Linked DNA regions of Homo sapiens: region 2 is linked to region 1. Evidence: chromatin loops called from intact Hi-C (ENCODE). Cell type or tissue: sigmoid colon. All regions are shown on one strand. Region 1 overlaps TTC7B (tetratricopeptide repeat domain 7B). Region 2 overlaps TTC7B (tetratricopeptide repeat domain 7B).

What was found. Peaks named below come from ENCODE experiments on the same cell type or tissue, not always from the same donor. Only the 100,000 strongest peaks of a DNase experiment are listed, where the experiment ranks them.
Region 2: it touches region 1 in a loop (3-fold over the local background); 4 of 110 quality-filtered maps call a loop at or near these places.

Annotation. Positions count from the first base shown.
Region 1 is chr14:90,674,978-90,679,977 of GRCh38, forward strand. It overlaps TTC7B (tetratricopeptide repeat domain 7B), which reads right to left. Exons shown (of 20, transcript NM_001010854.2): 9 at 1,546-1,683. Among named protein-coding and RNA genes, the nearest start is that of TTC7B-AS2, 20 kb to the right of the region's middle. In sigmoid colon, no CTCF peak of the experiment used is centred here; DNase peaks (open chromatin) are centred at 634 and 2,034; H3K27ac peaks cover 311 bases.
Region 2 is chr14:90,549,756-90,554,755 of GRCh38, forward strand. The region is part of intron 19 of TTC7B (tetratricopeptide repeat domain 7B); the gene reads right to left. Among named protein-coding and RNA genes, the nearest start is that of TTC7B-AS1, 90 kb to the right of the region's middle. RefSeq lists a silencer at 4,449-4,611. In sigmoid colon, no CTCF peak of the experiment used is centred here; DNase peaks (open chromatin) are centred at 2,066, 4,276, 4,711 and 4,881.

The DNA.
Region 1 (5,000 bases):
GTGAAAACAAGGTCCTAGTATTCTGTGCCAGGAGCAGGCACAGGCCCCGGAGCCACAGCTTGCAGAGGAAACCACCAGGGTGATGACCACCCCCTAGAACGTTCACAGAACAATGGGAAGCCCAGGGGCAGAGACCACCCAGCCAGTCAACAGGGCCAGACACCTCAAGCTCCTCACTCTTGTTTTGGACCTAGGAGATTTCGAGCTGGGGAAAGGCAACATTGCTACCCAATAGGATGGAAGTAGATGTGTGCGTACCACTGTCATCCTTGAACCTAGAGAGGTGATAATGTGTTTTGTCTGGAGGAACGAATTCACCTTAAAGGAATTCAACTGTGAGCTGGGTGGCATGGTCCCCAGTGACAGGCTTTGTGGTGGACACAGCTGACAGGAACTTAGGTGGTGGGGAGAAGGGGGGTCCAGGAAATCAAGGTACCGGGAGAGGTTCGATCCATTTAGTGATGAGCAACCTAGGCCAATCCTAAGCCTGGACTGAGTCCCGGGGCTGAGCCGCATGTGGTGGGGGCATCTGCACACACTGCTTTGTCAGGCCAGATTGTGAGGCTGAGTAACCACTGCCCTGTAGAGTCACCAAACCATGGACTAAAAAAAGATTCAAGCCACACAGGCTCATCTGTTTCCCCAAGGTTCCTGCCTAATGTGGCGATGCACTGGCAGGCTAGAGGGTGAGTCGGGCACTTATCTGATTTCAGCCAATCTGTTACTGTATTTCATTCCCTGTCCTCGTGCCCAGAGGCTGTTGCAATGGGTATAAATTTAGAAAGAGAAAGATAAATAACATGGAAAAGTTCCTTTTAAAAAATAGGGATTTTTTTTTCTCTATTTTGCTAAAGAAAAGATAAAGTGATCTTCTTGTTATTTATTTAGCCTTACCATGGTAGAATTTGATATTTTGGGCAGGAACCTAATAATGCATAACCATAGCCCAGGATGAACCAGCTTCTCCTGAAACTGTGAAAGAGGCAAGCCTCCATCCTAAGCGTTTCTTAGAAACTGAGGGAGTGAGAAGATGACAGTACCTTGCACAAGATCTGAAATCCACGAGGGTCCCTTCTGAACAAGCAAAAGACTCTGAAAGAAGACTGTCTCCTTTATATGAAACGGTCTATACCAGCTAACATAACACACTGTGCCTGAAATTGTCAGGCCACTGGCGATTTCACTGTACACATTGATACTTTAAAGGAAACCTGTTCTATGAGGAAATTAATATCACAGATGGGAGATTTTCAGTTGGTGGAAAGAGAAACTGCTTGAGAAATGTTTGCCTTCCCTCACACACAAACTCACAGCCTGGTGGGTTATGGAACTCTCATGGTAAAAGACTAGATCAATTCCACCACCTAATCATTTAGCCCAAGGCCCATTCTACAGGGGAGAAAACCAAAGTTAAGTGACTGGCCCAAGATCACATGGCTGCCACTAATAGAGGGGGGCCCAGGACCAGGTCTCACAGCGCTTCCCTGGGGTCACCGTGCAACTGCCACCCACCACCTGGATGTCAACCAGACTCAGCAGCTGTACCTCTGACAGCATCTCATACTGGCCTCTTCTTCCAAGAGCAATGGTGAGTAAGTCATAGACCACAGATGCACTCTGCAGACTGATGAGGCGGTCACTCTTGTGTTCAGGTATCCTGCTCAGCACAGCGTCCCGGTTGGCCTGAAAAAACATGGAATAGAGAAGCAGATGGAGAGAGAACCTAGTGCTGCATGGCGGGGAGTCCACCTAGGCCCTCCTGCCCCTACCAATTTGCGAAGGGAATGGAGACAAGGGTAGGAATGAGCAGAGGCCTGTCATCTTGGGTTATTTATTCAAAATCCCCTGGGCACCGCAGAACATGATATACGGGATGATCCAAACACTGAAGTCCTGGAAGTGTGAACCTAGAGGGCACCTGTACCTGTCGACAGGCATCTGGAGGAAGCCTTGGCAGCCGATACAAAGTTTTCCCTGGCCTCGGGTTCATAGCCAGCCTCATAGAAGACGCAGCTGCGCTCTAGAGCAGCCGAATCATCCATCAAGTGAGGCCCTGCTGCACCTCACTCGTGAATCCTGCTTCTGCTCTACATTAAAGAGTGGGAGAAAATTCCCAGCCCTGCATTTCCCAACACCCAATTGTGTCATCAAGTTCCATGAGTCCTACAGAGATATATCTTACTTTTCCTCTATCACCAAGCAACATTCAAATCCCTATATGACATCTTCACTGGAACAGAACACAAAGATGAGTTCAATCTTGTTTAAGGAAGCACAACACAGATATATAAGAGAAAACAAGAAGAAAGCAGATTTTTACTTTAAAAGATATTAACACAGAGGACTCAAGAGAACACCGTCAATTTTCTATGCTTAGCACAGAAATACATCAGGCACATTCAAACTTATTAATCTCATCTATCCAGAAATCAAATGCTCTTTACAGCAACTTGTTTCCATTACTTCTAAAATTTAATTTCTCTACAGATTCCTCCAAATATATCACATGTCTGAGACTCAACAGCTAGCTCATTTTCCTCTTTTCCCTAATAGGAAGTTCAGAATCAACAAAGTTAGATTTCGCCTGCCTTTTTCCCTCTGCTAATTAACAGAAGTCTGCAGATCCATCTGTCTGTAGGAGCAGAGAAAGGCCCCCCCAGTCTTTCCTGTGAAAGTGGTACATGAGGTTCCGGGGTCACTTGTCCCGGCAGGCTGACGTTGATCTTCCCCCTGACATTCAGAAAGGCCACACACACACCTTCCCTCTCACTAATGAGACAAAATGCATTTTCTTTGTGTGTGAGTCCAAGGCATTTACTTTTAGCCACCCATCAGTACTTACTCACTTTAAAACTCCTTGCTGTTAAATGTCAAAGACAAATAAGAATATATAAGACAGGCCACTTCCTACAAAGTGAGTCATCTCTTACGGAAACAAGCCTGCTTTTGAAGATTTCATTCTAAGTTTTTCTTGTTAGGAGTCCCTCTTGAGCCCAAAAAAAGCAGCTCTGAAGGAAACAGGGGCCTGTTGCAAATGGTCTCATTTTATTTATTTGCTATATATGTTCCATACTGAGACCAATGCCTGGAAGAGAACAAAACAAACATACTATTTATGAGAGACTTTCAAGTTATACTAAATGCATTCTTTTCATTTTTAGAGAAAGTATCAGTATCTTTTGATTAAAAAGGTACAATATAGAACCTCAAACAGACCCACAAATAATAAATATCCCAGAATATTGCCTCAGTGGTAGTTCTGCAAATCAAGTTCTTATAATCCCATTCTCCTAGGGGAAACTAATTTGATTTGTAGTTAGAAAACAGCACAATTCTAAATGATACCTTGTAGGTGGAGAAGCGACGGACAAATTCATGCTTCTGAATTAAAGTCAGTACCAACAAAGAACACAATTTTCTGACATCCAAAAAACACAGCAATTTTCATTTTGGTTTTGAAATTGAGCACATTCATTTTCTGTCTAAAAACTAAACAATCGAGAAGTCAAAGGATATGGAAAAAAGGCTTCCAAAGGCAATTTCATTTAGATTTCTACCTACATTTTCTGAAATGATTTACAGGAAGAACATAATCATTTTGGTTAGAAACCTCATCCTTCATATCCACTGATGACATCACTGGATTTCAACATCCCCTGAAGAGATTTTTCTGGCAATTACATACCATAGAGCCAAATCTGACTGTCTCAAAGGGATCTCAATGTTTGAGTATTATTAGTTTCTATCACTTCAATTAAGAAGCAGGAGAGTTGGAGATATCATTCCAAAGACATCTCCACTTAGTGCAAGCATTTTAGAGAGGTGGCCATGTTTTCCAAATTGCAGACTGGAACACATCATCTGACAGTGGAACATAATGTTTTCAATCAGAATTGTCCAGGTAATCTAAAATGTACAGTCATCATGCTTTCAGAACTTTTACACCATAACCAACCAAGTTTGCCCAAAGGGAACTACCTGCCAAGGACCCAACTTGGGATGAGGGAATGCTGACCAGGAGGCCAAGATGAGCTGGCTCCATGGATGACCCGGTGGGGAAGCCTGTGGAGACTCGTTCACTTGAATGCCACCTAGTGCCAGCCTGCTCACCTATGTGCTTCCCTGATTGCACCAAGGCAAGTAGAGAATGTAAATGACACCACCCTAAGTTATCAGCTGACTATCGGGCAACCTGCTTCCTTGAGAGGAAGTAAGCCCAATGACACCAAAGAGCCTCCAGATCAAAAGAGGTGGTAACTCAAGCAGACTTGCTCTTGTAAACATCAGTGGACCATTCAAAGTTTTAATCAAAGGCAAGAAAGCTGCCCTCTCATGAGTTCTGGCCTCTTCTGAACCCTCCTTCTCTCCGCGCATGTACGTTATTATGCTCAGACCCCATGTCTATACTCACCTGAGTCCATTTTATACCTCCCATTAAACAGTATGTGTGGGGAGGGCAAAAAGGGAAATGCCTTCTCTTGCTTTAGTTATGATTCCCTTCTCTCCCCTGGGCTGCCCCGGGGGTTGGCGGTAAGCGGTGACAACTATGGGGAGGGGGCAGTACAATCTCCTAGCAGGAACAGGAGACCACTGCGTGATGCACGCATTCCGCCTGCTCTAGGCCTCAGGTTCCTCATGTATAAAACGAGGGAAGGGGACGCGAGCCCTCAAGATCTTTTGATTCCAGGAGCCCACCCATTCTGCTCAGGTGCTCAGTATACATCACTTTTCTGCTGAGGAATTCACTATTACTACACACATGATCCTGAAGGTTTTAAGCCAGGGCCACAGCGCCTAGTGATAGATACACAGGGCAGAAACCCAATAAATGATGAGTGGTGAAATAGACCTAAAATTCTATATTCTGGCCAAATACTAAGAAAATGTTTCAAAGGAATCAGAGGGTCTGGCAAAAACTCCCTCACAATAGCAGTGACAAGTGAGCTCTCACGGCCTGGGACTTTACAGTGTCTGGCAAAGCCAGGAGCTGGAAGAGACAA
Region 2 (5,000 bases), 130 kb before region 1:
TATCTGCATAAGGGGGAGAAATACTAACCAAACGGGGGAGTTAGTTGGACTAACTCGTTTAGTAAGGACTAAATGAGGTCAGAGTTTGCAAGGCACTTAGCAGATCGCCCAGCATATTTGTACGCCTTCAGTGGGTGGCAGCTCTCAGCAATATTAGGATTATGGCTGTTCTCATTACCATTGTTAAACTAGAGATCATAAGACTGATGGAACAGACTCGCTGTGCAATAAGATACCAAATCATAAACCAGAACTAAGACCACGACAGGCAAGGGTTAAGTCACATATCCCTGAAAGAATACACCGCCTTCTAACTGCCACAAGGTTTTTCTTTTCTCTAGCAGCTAAACAAGCACTGGCCTCGAGATAAGCAATATTGAAACAATTGCAGCTCACCTACCCCAGACCCTAACTGAGCTCCCATTCCACAGGTTGCAACTGCAGCTTTGACGGGACAAGAGACCACCAACCACAGGCTGGTTCTGACTGGTTTAGTAAGAGGCTGAGCACTGTGTGTCTTCCTGCCCCTGCCTCATCTGTTGATGTATAGGACCGAACTGTAATGCACCTAAATGTTATGTCTCCACCCTAAAGTGAACATGGGATGCATGTAATTTGCGTATTTGCTTATCACACACATGCACACATCCCCCTTTTGTGAATATTCATAGCTCCTCCTATAACCTGTTGAATATGTATACTTGGCCAACCAGTTCCACATAAATCCCTGTTCCACCCTCCCCTCTCTCAAAGTGCTTGCTTTTGGTCTCTGCCTGAGGCTACATTTCCCAGCCAGTCAAGATGGCCACCCTGAAGGCTGCAATCCTTTGTAAGAAATGAAGTCTCTTCTGCAAATGTATGAACCTACTGATTCCTCAGTTGACACTATTAGTGACTCCGAGAGGAGGGGGGGCCCTTCCGTGATGCCAGTAGTTGGCTGACTCTTCACCTCCATCTCCCTCTTTAACAGCAAGGACCACCATGATTTGTCTTTGCATGTACGGCACCTGGAGTGGGCCTGGTACAGAAGAGGCTCTTGGGGAATGCTTGCTGGATAGATGGAGGGATGGAGGAGGGATGGTGTGGGATGCTGTGGGGTAGTAGGGAAGGAGAAGTCCCAAAGAAAGCTCTGGCCTCAGGTCACCCTTGTCTATGCTCCCAAGTCAGGCCAGCATACTCAGAGCCTCCTCTCCTTACAGAGCATTAGCATGATGGTCTCTGGGGGATGCGAGCACCCCCTGGGAGAAGATGCCCTGCTCCCAGCTGAGCCCAGTGGGCTGTATGGCTTCCCCTCAGGCTATTTGCTCGTACACCACAGATCTGACACTGCTCTCTAAGAAAATCCCAGAACCCACCCGCAGAGCCAACACTCTTACAGAGGAGAAAACAGAGGGCCAGAGAGGAGAACAGCCTTGCTGAAGGCCTTGACCCTGCTGGACACAGAGTGGGGCTAGACAGCAGGCTCCTGAAGGGCTGAGTCTGGAAAGCCTGGTGCAGGGCCTGGCCCAGGGCCAGCCTCCAAGTTTTAGACTCCGATTACAGTGTTCCAACTCTGCCCTTGACCCTAGCTGCTTTCTGCTTGTCCTGTCAGGGGCTATGTCCATGGTAGACCAGGCTTTCTGGAAGCCCACCAGGCCTCTAAGAGTGGGTTCCCTGACCTGAGGAAAATGAGGACCCCACAAGAGCTCCAGCCCCTTCCCATAAGCTGCAGCACAGTTGGTCTGGCCGTCTGCATTCGCTGAAATGTAGGCATGAAATGAGAAACACCAGCACATGTGAGTCACCACTTCTCGGGAATTTGAATTTTCCTTCTAGAGGATGCCATTGATCAGAGGGAAGCAGGGTGGCAGCGGTAGTGTTTTCAAAAATATTTTTCTTTTAAATCAAAATATAAATAGACTGCAAACCAGTACCACTCTGAGAAGCCCACAGGAGACTGGCTTTGAAAGGGTTTCCTTGGAGCAGCTCAGGAACACAGAGCTGAGGGCTGCCCTGCCTCCTTTCCTCCCGGGCGGCCCTTTCTTCTCTGGCAAGTGTCAGAGGCACTGTCAGTTTTGAGTACAAGCATTTTGTGGGTGCAGCTGAGGGGGCAGCCCTGAGCCCCACCCCGCTTTCCAACAATGCCTTGAAAAGGAACTGAAAACATGCGTGGGTGGGGTGGGGGCTGTGCCAGCTTTTCCACCTGGATTCTAGAAGCTCTGGGCGAGGCCTGGTCTCTATGGGGCTCTGTTTTGTGTTTCATTTCTGTTTGTTCTCAGTGCTTAGAAATGGCACCAGTTTGCCAGGGGGCCAAGTGTGTGTGTCTTGGCTAATGACACCAGCCAGAAGGCTGGCCTCCCCAGGCCAGAAGCTCCACAGGGGCCAGGTCCTGGTGTTCTGGCTGAGGGGAGGCATCCCCAGCCCCACAGCCCCACACCTCCTGCACACCTCTGCCCGTCAGAGCTCCACCGTGGGGTGGGACTCACACGCTGCCACTCACTCAGCCCCTCACCGGGCCAGTCAAGAGCAAGTTGAAGGACCTTCTGGGCACCAGGCAGGCCCACCTTCCTGTCAGCAGGTCACAAGTTCTGGGCAGGGGCAGGTGTGGGGCTGGTTTACTCATCTGGCCCATTTTACTCAGCACTGACCCAGTTTCCCCAAAGGCCAACCCTAGGTCTTCCTGACAGCCCGTGCCCATCTAAGCCTCATACACAGCAGGTGGCCGGAGCCTGCACAAGGCCCTCTCCCCAGTGACATGATGGCTGCTGCTGTCACCAGGTGGCCTCCAATCCTGCCCACCCCCAGGCTCTCAGGTGGGGATAGAACATTCGTGTGGCCACTTCACCTCCAGATCCACAAAGGCCGCTGACGTGCTGGTCCAGGAACCCACACAGAAGGGCAGTGCAGGAGGAGGGAAGGTACCTGCAGTGTGGCTCCTGGGGACATGCTGCCTTAAGAAGGGCGTCCTTCTGACAGAAGCCAGCTCAGATGAAGGAGGAGAGCTCCAGAAGATGTGAGCGGGAGCCTGGCCCCCAGGCCGGACACCTTTTCCCTTGGGCCTGGGGTCGAACACGGAAGGCAAATCTCCTCCAGTCCCCATGGCTGCCACCTCCCTGCTCAAATGTCAGAACCGAAACGGGGTGGCTGCTTCCTCACTCCCTTCAAGTTAGCCAAACAAACGCCCCCAGTTACCAGCAGCCAGTCCCAGTCAGACATAGGGGTGTGGAGCCCCAGAGAAAAGACTGAGGCCCAAAGAACCTCAGGAAGGGGAGTGATGCTTTTGTCTGGGGCAGGGACGGGGCCTGTGGTCTAGGCGCAGGCCAGATGCCCCCAGGGGGCTCTTCCTCAGGGAGTGTGCCGAGTATTCCAGGAGGGAGCAGGGGAGACCCCCAGCATGCCCTCTCAGAGCACTGGGGGGACCAAGGGCTGCAGCACAGCCAGAGGCAGCCCCAGGTGCAGCACCTCTGCTCACCCGGAACAGCTGATGGCGGCAGGGGCTGCGCTATCATGGGGCCCCTTTTCCAGGTCAGACATTTTATCTGGAGAAATGCACCTTCTGGGGTTTAGGCCTTTCCAGCATTGAACTCAACTCAGAAGGAAAAATACTCATTTTTTCAAAAAAACCTCTTATTTTTCTAAGCCAACTGCCAACCAGCTATGGAAGCAGAACTCCTCAGGGTTTGGGGGATGCCTGGGCCTCGGCTCTCCGATGCACAGCCCCTGCTGCTGTCCCTCATGGGCAGCACCCCCTCCAGGGACCAGGAGCTTGTGATTTCCCCGGGCAGCCCACACCATGAGAGGACAGTCTGAACTGTTGGTTAAATGTGGAGCCCTCATTGTCCTTTTCATCGAATCCCCACACTTTGAAGTTCTCTGAGTCTTCTGGAACCACGTGGAAAAGCCCCGTTCTCTTTCCACTTGATGGGCCTTCAGGATAGGAAGAAAGCTTCCAGAACAGCGCACGCTCCCTCTCTGGGGCCTTGGAGGCATGGCGGATTCAGACCTCCCGCCCACTCTCCCCACCTCCCTGAATTCTGCTGCTTAACATAGCTCCTCGAAGGAGACCTGGCTGTGGGTCCAGATGAAGGCTCCGTTAAGCCCCAGGAAAATATGAGCACGGCTTTGACTTTTGTCTTCTTTTTAAAGCGTCTGACTGGCAGAATCTCTTAAAGCTGCTTTCTTCCAGGATGATCTGGAATATTCTGGAGGAGCTTATTCTGCAATTAGCAGTGCAGAGTAATGGGCTGTCAGGCAGTAAACGCCAGCACCTAGGGTGCTGGCAGCCTGGCCAGAAGCCAAAGGGCTTGATCAGCCTTGCGTGAATCTCACAGACTTGGCCCCCCATTTCCCCTTGGCCTAATTTCTTTGAAACTGGGTGCTTCAGCATTGGTGCTGACATATCCACAGACTGTGGTGGCTTTTAGAGAACCGTTGCTGGCAATCGGTGGGACATCCGGAGACGGACCGCAGCCCATCTGCCAGCAGCTTCTGAGCCCCAAAGCCCCACAGTCCCCCACCCACTCTGCGGCAGGTGTCCAGAGGGTGGTCGGGGTTGCAGTGAGCAGGGCATTAGAGCATTCCCCAAAGGACCAGCCATCCTATTTGACAGGAGGGCAAACAGAAGCCCGGAGAGGGTAAGTGTCCTGCCAAGAGCACGGACGTGAGTAAGGAACAGCATCCGGGTGTTCGGGTTCCGGGGGTGGGGCTTTGTTCACTCTGCTCCAACCAAAGCCATTTCTAGTTCTTTCCTCCCCTCTACAAACACTCGTTGAGCGCCTGTGGGTGTTCTGGCACCAATGTCCTGGTGCTGTGCCAGGTGCGGGGAACTCAGTGGCACAGGCTGTCACTCGAGCCACGCTCTTGCCCTCGCTCAAGGCTCGGGACTGGAGGGGCTGGTTTGCTGTGGGTCCTGCCCCAGAGCCTCAGTCATTCATGTGTGTAGTCCCAGCATCTGCCACAGAGCAAGGCTTATTGGCAGGAGGATGAGGGAGGACATTTCAAAAGAGACAATATGATGCTCT